Regions from separate parts of the Homo sapiens genome. Here region 1 is linked to region 2. Evidence: chromatin loops called from intact Hi-C (ENCODE). Cell type or tissue: thyroid gland. All regions are shown on one strand. Each heading gives the region's core, and the rest is flanking DNA. Links, peaks and the distances in the headings are about the cores only.

Evidence for each region. Peaks named below come from ENCODE experiments on the same cell type or tissue, not always from the same donor. Only the 100,000 strongest peaks of a DNase experiment are listed, where the experiment ranks them.
Region 1: it touches region 2 in a loop (4-fold over the local background); 98 of 110 quality-filtered maps call a loop at or near these places.

The regions. Positions count from the first base shown.
Region 1 is chr13:48,760,679-48,763,770 of GRCh38, forward strand. No RefSeq gene overlaps it. Among named protein-coding and RNA genes, the nearest start is that of CYSLTR2, 110 kb to the left of the region's middle. In thyroid gland, for the core only: no CTCF peak of the experiment used is centred there; no DNase peak of the experiment used is centred there.
Region 2 is chr13:48,598,193-48,606,896 of GRCh38, forward strand. It overlaps LOC105370202 (a long non-coding RNA gene), which reads left to right. Exons shown (of 3, transcript XR_941958.4): 3 at 1,110-1,368. Among named protein-coding and RNA genes, the nearest start is that of LINC01077, 12 kb to the left of the region's middle. In thyroid gland, for the core only: no CTCF peak of the experiment used is centred there; a DNase peak (open chromatin) is centred at 4,269.

The sequences.
Region 1 (3,092 bases), core at 593-3,092, 160 kb after region 2:
CCCGTTTTTGGAAGTCATTTGAGCAGGTCTCTGTTGCAACCAGTAGATCCTTATGCATCACTCTTCCCAAAGGGACTTTGACACTTCTGTGTGTAAGATTTTCCCCGGAGCCTGAAAGCTTAAAGAGATAAATAACTCCTCCTTTCTCAGGCCCAGTCCCAAGCCGCAAGGCTACTTTTGCCAGTAGCGTGCCCCAGCAAGATAGCAGAAGCAGGAAAAGAGCCGCTGGAAGACACTTACCCAGGTGGAAAGACACGTACACCTGAAGATCGAAAAAGAGGCCATCCGGGTACAACGTAGCAGTTACTTCAGACTAGGACACTTCCTGTTTACAGGAGACTCTAAAGCCTTTGCCCTGTCCTCACTTGGGGCTGAGGCCTAGTCAGCCCCCCTGCACCCAGGCGCTCATTAAAACAGCATGTTACCCCACACCGCCTCGTGTTATCTTTTGGCGTGCTCTTGGGGTTCAAACCGATACAAGAACCTTACACTGTGGTGTTCTGGATGGTAGGATATGATCTATGACAGTCTTTTAATTGACTGGCTGTCATAATTCTTATCTAGCAAACTCTCCTGCATTTTGTCTGACATTGTAAATAGTGAGGTAAATAGTGAGGTACATTACTGGCCAATTTCATGTGCTATTTGAATACCTTTTTGCATGAAAATAAGAATTATGTAAAACAGAATCTTGTTTCTGTTCATCCTTCCTGCCCCATTCCCTTTGGTGCTTCTGTGGATGGGATGAGTCATTCTCGGCTACAACTGGACCAGAGAGTTTATTTTAAAATACACGACAAAAGTTGATTGTGCATTTTTTCTTCTGGCATTTCTTCATATTGGTTTCAGCCTGCTCATTTTCTACCATGTTTTTTTCCCTCTGCCTGGATATAAACTTTCCTGTTCCAGCAGCTGCTGGCAGATGCCTATAGTTTATAAAATAGTACAAAAGATGTAAGAACTATATCTGAGAATGGCCACTTTTAATGACAAATTAATTTGTGCTCTGGATAATTTTTTTTATTAAATGGGCACAGAGGAACAGGCTTTTCTGCCCACTAGGTGACTTACTCCTCTGTTTGCTGGAAGAATCATTGATCATCTGCTGTTATTAGCAGTATCCACCTAACCCAGCACCTGAGTACAACTTTTAGAAATGAGGTTAAATAATCTGATTCCGGAGAGACAAATCGTTTAGGGTCAATAGTGACAGATAGGACCTATTTTAATCTGATTCCAGAGAGACAAATTGTTTAGGATCAATAGTGACAGATAGGACCTATTTCCAGCCAGAAACCACAATTGTGATTTCCTCAGTACTCCCTTGAAAAAGTAACAAAGAGCAAACATGAACTAAGCATTTTCCAGACAGATTTGTAGAGCTGGGGTTATTTACAGCGTTCCAAGTTCCAGTCTGCAATGAACATTAATAATTCTTGATTTCTTTAGTGAGTCCAGTGCCCTTCTTTAGTGAGTCCAATGTCCATTTGAACCACAGGAGATGTCAGCCACAGGAGAGACTGTAAGAATGTCGGGCCAAATATTTTAGAGATGAAAGATTAATGCTCACCAGTGTTAGAACACTCCCAGCTCTTTCTATCTTTGCTTTTCCACCTGCTCTTCTTCCCTGCCTGGTGAACTCATCCTCATCCTTCAAGGTCCAGCTCAAGAGATACTTCTGTGAAGGTTCCTCTGACTTCTCATATCGGGAGATGAGAGCCCTGGACATAATGTTATTGTGTTTATTGTTCTCTTGAGGTCACTTAGCCATGGCCTAGCTTTCTCACTAGACTAAAAACCCCTTAAGGTGAGACTGTCTCTCTTATTTGTCCCTCTCTCACAGCCTATAGAAGTTCCTGATGACACATAGCTTGTACTCAATCAATAGATGGTGAATTCAGAAGCCTATGTAAATAACACTGGGGGGATAGACAGGAATCAGCATTTCTTAAGGATGCCCCATGTGTCCAGCACTTGCACATATTATCTCATTAAATCTTCTCAACAACCTTCCAAGATAAATATAAATATGATTATTGGGACTCAGAAGTAGTAAGGATCTTAATAAGACCCTTAGGTAATAAGAGACAGGGCTGAAAGTCAAACCTGGATCTCTTTGACTCCCAATCACATTCTCTCTCCACTCCACGGTAAGCTGAGTTACCTTAAAAGCTTCCTGTAAAAAAGAACAATATATTCATTTGCCTTAAATAGAACATGCTAACGAGCACAAATCACTTCATTTGGAAATTGCCATTCTGAAGATATTAACTTAATTTTAGTCTCTCATATGCAAAACTTTTGAAGAGTGTAAGTATCCTTAAGTGCACAGGGAAGTGGTTCTTTCAGGAAAAATTTGAGTATGGCCCATGCACATATTCAGTGTCATCATTAAATTAAAAGTATTAAGTGGTTTCATTACATAGGAATCCATGTCATGGTAAGTTTCTTTCAGAGGACCAGTTTAGAAATGCAGCCCAGGATGTGTCAGTACCTCTCAAAAGGAGAAACATCCTACAGTAATAATAACAAAGTGATCTCAACCTAGCAAAGATTATAATAGAATAGCCCCATTTATAGATAAGCTTAGATCTTAGAGAAGGAAGGTGAGGAGGAGTAGGAGTCACCTTTCATCAGCACTTACTATATGCCAGGGACTGTGCTAAGTATTACTGGCCTCAGCTCGATTCCCTGCAAGAACTCCATGACATAGACACTTATCCTCATTTTGAGTATAAAGAAGCAGGGGTTTAGGGAGGTTAAATGACTTCTCTTAGTCCCACTGCTTGTAAATGACTCTTGCAGTCTTAGACTGACACCAAAATTTAAGCTTCTCTACTAACACCAAAAGACAGTAAAAATAGTGGGGGTGTTAACTGTGACAGCCCTTTTAAAATACATTGTCAGCATCTATGAAAATTTAAATGTGCATACCCTACAACTCAAAAATTCTACTTCTTAGTGTTAGCTCAAGAAAAATTCTTGCACATGTGTACAAAATTGTTTGTGATAGCAGAAAACTGGAAACAATTTTTAGGTTTATGTCCTTCCAAAGGAAAATCACTTTAAAAAGTGATACTGTATCCATGCTA
Region 2 (8,704 bases), core at 2,991-5,490:
CACATTTTGGAGATGGAGTGCAAGGATAAAGGATACAGACAGCAAACAGGGAAATACTAGGTAGAAGAGGGTGGCTCCCTGGCAAAAGCCCCACCCTCAATCTTGGAAACCTTCAGTCCTACGTGGGAACAGGTATTCCTGTTTTCACACCCAAAAGTTGCCTTTTGGCCCACCACACCCACCTATCCTGTACCCTTATAAACCCTAACCCCAGGCTCCACAAGCAGACAAACAGAAGAGCAGAGAAGGAGAGAAGAGAAGGAGCTTCTTAATGTCAAGAGGAGCTAGGCTGGGGACAGTAGGAGAGGAGATTGGCCACTGCATGGCCAAACTCCAGGTGACGATCATCTTCCCATTCCATCCCCCTTCCAGCTCCCCATCCATCCCACTGAGAGCCACCTCCACCACTCAGTAAAACTCCCACGTTTGCCATCCTTTAAGTCCAGGCGTGACCTTATTTTTCCTGGACACTGGACAAGAGCTCGGAATACAGAAAACTGTCACACTGGCCCTCTGCCCTTGCAAAAAGGCAGAGGGTCCACTGAGCTGTTTAACACTTAAGCCATCCATGGACAGCAAGGGTGAAAGAGCGCACTGTAACACATGCCCACTTGGGCTTCGGGAGTCACAGGCACCCACCCCTAGATGCAACCATGGGGCCGGAGGCCAAAAGTGCTTGCCCCAGCTCCTACACCTGCCTGTCTGCATGTTCCTGCTCCCATAAGGGGTTTGAGAGCAAGATGGCCAAATGGATGAGCCACACCCATCACACGTCCTGCAAGGGGGGTCAGGGAACTCCCCCGTTTCATTTGTACTTCCAATTGCCTGCTCTTTCCACAACTCCCTCTGAATGTTTGTGTTGGGAATCAGAACATGAGAACCTCAAGTATAGCACTTTGGTATGCTGAATACTTTGCACTGAGGGAGATTGGAAGGGCCTCAGAAGCAAGATGTTCTTTCTGAGCTTCTCCCACTCTCCTTTCTCTTTCTTTCATTTCTTTCCCACAGCAGGTCATAGAAACTAGAACCCCTCTTTCCCAAAGCAAACCATAAACCTAAAAATGTCAGTCTCTGACCTTTCTTCTCCCCTTAAAACTCTCATTTGACAGGTGATCCTGCCTTATCCTGGAGAAAGAAATGTTATGCAAGAGGCCAAGAAGAAGCTAAACAAACAAGCCATGATGGATTCCCATCTCAGCTTATTACCATTGGGACATGTCCTTTTTGTCCAATCACATTTCTACATGGCAGTACAGTCTTCATCAAACCTAAGCATTAAAAAAAAAGTTTTCTCTGGGTCTTTGGGTCTTTTGTTTCGGAAGGCTCCTGTATTACATAAAACTTTGTTAAATAAATTTGTTATACTTTTTTCTTGTGAATCTGTCTTTCATCATAGGGGTGTTAGCTGGGGACCTTGCAATGAGTGAGGACAGGCATTACCGTTTCACCCCTACACTTGCTACAGACTATGGTTAGGCTACCAGGACACTCAGTTGCCCTTTGTGGAGGAAGCAAGGATGAATCAACATGTGTAGAATAGGACTCCCTCCAAGAAGTACAGATGTGCAGCTGGCAAGTCTTCAGCTCACCCCTTTCAAGCAGGGTGACCAGGATGCCAAGGTGTAGTCATGGGGAGGAGTGATCAGAAGGTAAGTACAACTGAGAAAATTACAACTGGCTAGCACTTTGTCTCAAGAAAGAATGTGCCAACCAGCAGATCTCCAGAGTGAAAGGGAGGTCAAAGAGCAAAATGTCAGTGTTTTCAATACCACCCAATGAAGAAGATGCCAGTCAGGAGTCGGGGGCATGGCCTTAACATCTGCTTGGCAGCTGCATTCTCTTAACAGAGTTGGTTGTATCACTTCATATAAGCTTTTCAATAGCAACAGGGCAATAAAACAAAATTTATTTGTCCTAACTTTGTGCTGATTAAAGAACTCTTCAAGTATTCATTCTTTCAACAAACACCCATTGAGAACCTAGTATGTGGCAGGCACTCTTTTAGGAGCCTGGGATATAGCAGTGAACAAGACAGGCAACGCCTGCCCTCATGGAGCCTATCTTCTACGAAAAAATAACTCTCTGTGTGATTATTCACTGTGCTAGGGGTTGGAGTGACATAATAAGGGCCCTATATGGACTCACAGTTAAAGGAGGTGGCTTCCCAAATTATATTATTTTTCCTTAGGGAGAGAATGGTTGAATTAGCCAGTTCAAATACTCAGTCCCTTTGGCATATTGTGAATTAATTAATAGCATGCTGGTATTTTGTGAATTTAGTTAGCTTGAGGCAGTTTCCAACACTCAACTATGAATGCACTGTAAAGATTGGGTTTCTAGACCCAAACAACTAGACTAGACCCTGGAAAGTGCTGACATCATGAAATTAATTTTCCTGAGACACACTACACCTGCATATCCTTCCAGAACTTCTCTATTGCATCCTTCTCTCTTTCTAACCTCAACAGAGATGTCATCAACAATCATACTACCTCTTGCAAAGTATTTGTGGGAATAGACAAGAGCGAGCCATTCACAAACTCATTCCTGAACTATTTCTTGAGACCTATTAAGGTGCCAGACACCATGTTCATGAGAATGCAGCAGCTGTCTCCCCACAGGAGCTCATAGTCTTCAGATGGGGGGTGGGGGTGGTAGAAAGCTCTGTTGTGGGATGGAGTTGAATTTCAGTCCTGGATGTGCTACTTAATGACATCATCTGTAATCAAGAAACGAGCCTAGCTGAACTCTTGGCTTCCTGGTTTAATATTTCTGTGTCAGGAAGGTATGTGGTGGGCCTCTTGGAAGAGTGACAAAGAGGGAAAACAATACATAGTTTAGCAGAGAAGGGGAGAGGAGGAAGGATGATGTGTGGTTTTGCTTTTTCTGTATTTTTCCACCAGCAGAAACCTTAATATTTTCCAGCAGCACAGGCGAGTCACTGTGCAGGGAATTCGCCACAGAGCACTGCCCCCTTTGCCAGCAACACTGAGCTCACGGAATGGCAGATAAACCTAGATAAGCTGAGCCAGTCTTTCAAGCCCAGGCAGCACTTCTCCAAGGAGCATCATGAGCTCAGCTGGAGGTCCCTGGGTAGAAATAACCTGGAATTTGTATGAGTGCTGAGCTCTGTGGGGCCTTTCTGCCCCTTTCTTCAGGATTTTTTTTTTTTTTTTTTTGAGACAGGGGGTTGCTCTGCCACCTAGGCTGGAGTGCAGTGGTACAATCATAGCTCACTGTAACCTTGAACTCCTGGGCTCAAGCAATCCTCCCACCTCAGCCTTCAGAGTATCTGCATATGTTGCCATGGCTGGTCTCAAACTCCTGTCCTCAAGTGATTCTCCCACCTCCGCCTCCTAAAGTGTTGGCATTAGAGGCATGAACCACTTTGTCTGGCCTGAAATTGCATTCTTAGCATCTAGACGGAGATGGAGAACAGCCTCTTCAAAAACAGCATTTTCTTTTCTCTCATTTACTGCTCCCCTTAAATTCCATTTTCTCAAAGGACATGTAGAGTGGGAAGGGTCCTTTTGCTTGAAGAGTAACCTCCCAGCAATCAGCCCCCTTCCTGTACTCTGGCCTCCTCCAAGCATTATAGCAAAATAAATGTTTTATTTGGTTTATTCATTTATTCATTAATAATTATTTATTAAGATCATACTAAGGGCCAGGTTCCAGATTTTGGGATTCTGTGGTGAACAAAAGATAACAAGCCCTGTCATCACGGAGCTTATTTTTTTGTGGGAGAAAGATCATAAACAAAAAAACATATAATATCTGGTTGCAATATGTGCTATGAAATGATATAAAGTGGGCAGGAGATTGAGGGAGTGATATTGTAGGAGGCCACCTGATTAGGTAATCAGGGAAGGCCCTAGGCCTCCTCTGGTGATGTGGGGGCTGGGTCTTTATGAATAAATTTTTCCAATTTTCAAACCTTAACTCTTTAAATGCCAAAAAGTTTATTCTTACTTATTTTGACCCGAATTACTTTAAATTCATTGTACATAGGAATCCAGAATAATCTAATCTTGTTTTAAAGATTCAGGATCATTATTGGGAACACCAATATATGCCAGGGGTTCTCAAAGTGTGGACTCTGGACCAGCAGCATCAGCAACCCCTCAACCTGGAGACTTGTTAGAAACGCAGATTCTCAGAAATGTAAGTGCAGACTTCACCCTGGACATGCTGCATCTGAAACCCTGGGGGTGGAGCCCAGCACTCTGTGATTTAACACGCCCTCCAGGTGCTTCTCATGCATGCTCAAGTTTGAGAAGGGCCACTCTGCTCTGAGGTGTGCCCTTGAGGGCGGTGGAGGCAGGTAGCCTCTCTGCCCATCCTCGGCAGACTGCTTTGCTCCCTGAGTTTCTGCCTACTTCCTGTGGGTTCTGCCTCACTGTGGGTTGTCAATGTTTATCCCTCACTGCTGACATTAGTATGTCTCTGTCTAATTTGTGTCTCCTTCTAATTTGCTGCTTCTAATCACCTCTGAGAAACCAGATCCCCAGCCATAAATTCATTATGTAGAAAGTAGGAATAAATTCCAGTGCTGCTGGCACCCATGTTAATACTTTGGTCTTTCGCCCTCAAGACATTCAGCATAATGGAAAGAACAGACTTGAATTTCAGTCTAGAATTCCACCAATGTGGGGATTCTGCAGGCTGCTGAGTAAGTCTATTCCAATTATGCATTCTAGAAATGGGGAAATAACCACAGGATGGGTTCAGGGACCCGCTGGGTCTACTATGAGGTGGACGTAGTCAAACTCCATTGTCGGGGATTTGCAGAGAAAAAGACTGAGAGAGAGAGAGACAGAGTGAGAGAGAGACAGAGAGAGAGAGAGAGACAGAGAGAGAGAGGAATGAGGAATTTATTATTAGGAATTGGCTCACACAATAATGGAGGCTGAGAAGTCCCACAGTCTGTCATCTATAAGCTGGAGACCCAGGAAAGCTGGTATTGTACTTCAGTCTACGTTTGAAGGCATGAGAATCAGAGGTACCGATGGTGTAAATCCCAGTTCAAGAGCAGAAGATGAGATGAGATGTCCCAGTGAGGCAGAAAAAAAAGGGGCAAATTCCTCCTTGCTCCACATTTTGCTTTATTCAGGCCCTCAATACATTGGAGAATGCCCACCTGCATTGGAGAGGGCCATCTATATTGAGTTCACCGATTCAAATGCTAATCTCATCCAGGAACAATCTCATAGACACACGCAGAAATAATGTTTATCTGGGCACCCTGCAGCCCAGTGGTTAGCATGTAAAATTAACCATCCCCTCACCTAACAGCCATAATCCCCTACTGTGACTGGCAGACCACAGTAATATTTTGGGTCTCCTGAAATTAGTATCAGTTCAAAGCCAGTGTCCAGTCATCCTTGAAACAATCTGATTATTTCTTTTTCCCCAGTGCACAGTTCCTCTGATAAAAGGCTGCAGGTCCCTTTGGGGATGACTGGGAGAAAGATAAACGGTATACATTTTTGGCAATGTAGCAGAGTCCTTCCTCAGGGGACCTGGTGTCCCCTTTTATTGCTTGTATGACCTTGGCAGAGTTGGAACCAGAATTGCCTGGCACCAACGAAGTGCTCAACAAGTGCTAGTTCTTTTCTTCTGGGGTGGGAGAATGATAGGGGAAGGAGACAATTAACCTACATGATTTTTTGCATGAATAATTGCTTTTTAGAAAAATCTCTAAATATTTACCTTTATTTATTAAAAAACAGTTTTAAATATATTTGAGATATAATCACATATCATACAATTCATTCATTTAAAGACTACAATTTAATGACCATCACCACAATCAATTTTAGAACATTTTTATTATCCTAAAAAGTAACTTCACATCCCTTAGGCATCATCCCCCCTCCATAATCCTCCTTTTCCCCCCTTGTCCTAGGCAACCACTAATCTATGTTTTTACTCTACAGATTTGACTATTCTGGACATTTCATATAAATGGAATTATCCAATATGTGATCCTTTGTGATAGACTTTTTCCACTTACCATAATGTCTTCAAGGTTCATTCATGTTATACAGCATCAGTATTTCATTTCTTTTCAAAAATTTTAATTTTTAATTTTTGTGGGTATATAATAGGTATATATATATTTATGGGTCACATATGATATTATGATACAAGCATGCAATGCATAATAATCACATCAGGGTGGATAGGTATCCATTACCTCAAGCATTTATCCTTTGTGTTACAAACAAAGCCAATTATACTCTTAGTTATTTTAAAATGTAAAATTAAATTATTTTTTACTATAGTCATCCTGTTATGCTAGCAAATACTAGGTCTTATTCATTCTTTCTATTTTTTGTACCCATTAACCTTCCCCACTTCTCCCCTACAGTCCCCAACCCCCCAACCCCAAGTACTCTTCCCAGCCTCTGGTAACCATTTTTCTACTCTATATTGCCATAAGTTCAATTGTTTTACTTTTTATCTCCCACAAAAAGTGAGAACGTGTGAAGTTTGTCTCGCTGTGCCTGGCTTATTTCACTTAACTTAATGAAATTCCAACCTCCAGTTCCAACCATGTTGTGCAGATGACAAGATCTCATTCTTTATTGTGGCTGAATAGTACTCCATTGTGTATATGTACCATATTTTCTTTATCTGTTCATCTGTTGATGGACACTTAGGTTGCTTCCAAATCTTAGCTATTGTAAACAATGCTGCAACAAACATAGAAGTGCAGATATCCAGGCTGGGCGTGGTGGCTAACACCTATAATCCCAGCACTTTGGGAGGCCAAGGTGGGCGGATCACTTGAGGTCAGGAGTTTGATACCAGCCTGACCAACATGGTGAAACCCCATCCCTATTAAAAATACAAAAATCAGCCGGGTGTGGTGGTGGGCACCTGTAGTCTCAGCTACTCAGGCTGAGGCAGGAGAATCACTTGAACCCAGGAGGCAGAGGTTATAGTGAGCCGAGACTGCGCCACTGTACTCCAGCCTGGGCAACAAGAGCAAAACTCCATCTCAAAAAAAAGAAAAAAGTGCAGATATCTCTTTGATATACTGATTTCCTTTCGGGTATATACCTAGGAGTGTGATTGCTGGATGGTGGGATAGCTCTATTTTTAGTTTTTCAAGAAATCTCCAAACTGTTCTTCATAGTGGTTGCACTAATTTACATTCCCAAGAGTGCACGAGGGTTCCCATTTCTCCACATCCTCTCCAGCATTTATTATTGCCTGACTTTTGAATAAAAGCCATTTTAACTGGAGTGAGACATCTCATTGTAGTTTTGATTTGCATTTCTTTGATGATCAATGATGTTGAGCACCTTTTCATATACCTGTTTGCAATATGTATATCTTTTTTTGAGAAATGTCTATTCAGATCTTTTGTCCATTTTAAAACAAATTAGTAGATTTTTCCTACAGAGTCGTTTGAGTTCCTAATACATTCTGGCTATTAATCCTTTGTCAGGTGGGTAGTTTGCAAATATTTCCTCCTATTCTTGTCTCTTCACTTTATTGATTGTTTTCTTTGCTGTGTGAAAGCTTTTTAATTTGATGTGATCTCATTTGTTCAGTTTTTTCTTTGGTTGTCATAGTTTGAGGTCTTAGATTTAAGTCTTTAATCCATTTTGATTTGATTTTTGTATATAGTGAGAGATAGGGGTCTAGTTTCATTCTTCTTCCTATGGATGTCTGTTTTTTCCAGTATCATTTATTGAAGAGACTGTCTTTTCCCCACTGTATGTTCTTGGCACCTTTGTCAAAAATGAGTTCACTGTAGATGTATGGATTTATTTCTGGGTTCTCTATTCTGTTCCTCTGGTCATTGCGTCTGTTTTTGTGCCAGTACCATACCATTTTGATTACTGTAGCTCTGTAGTATAATTTAAAGTCAGGTAATGTGATTCCTCCAGTTTCATACTTTTTGCTTAGGATAGCTTTGCCTATTCTAGGTCTTTTGTGGTTCCATATAAATTTTAGGATTGTTTTTACTATTTGTGTGAAGAATGTTATTGGTATTTTGATAGAAATTGTATGAAATCTATAGATTGCTTTGGGTAGTATGGACATTTTAGCAATATTAATTCTTCCAATCCTATGACATGGAATATTTTTCCATTTTTTGTGTGTCCTCTTCAATTTCTTGCATCAATGTTTTATAGTTTTCAATGTAGATATTTTTTACTTCTTTGTTTAAGTTAATTGCTAGGTGTTTTATTTTATTTGTGGCTATTGTAAATGGGATTACTTTCTTGGTTCTTTTTCAGATTGTTTGCTGTTGATATATAGAAATGCTACTGATTTTTATATATTCATTTTGTATCTTGCAAATTTACTGAATTTGCTTATCAGTTTTAGTGGTTTTTTGGTGGCGTCTTTAGGTTTTTCCAAATATAAGATCATGTCATCTTAAAACAAGGAAAATTTGACTTCTTCCTTTCTAATTTGGATGCCCTTTCTTTCTTTCGTTTTTGAGATAGAGTTTCGCTCTGTCACCCAGGCTGGAGTGCAGTGGTGAGGTATAGGCTCACTGGAAACTCTGCCTCCCGGGTACAAGCAATTCTCCTGCCTCAGCCTCCCAAGTAGCTGACATTATAGGCACCTGCCATCACACCTGGCTAATTTTTGTATTTTAAGTAGAGATGAGGTTTCACCATGTTGGCTGGGCTGGTCTCAAACTCCTGACCTCAAGTGATCTGCCTGACTCAACCTC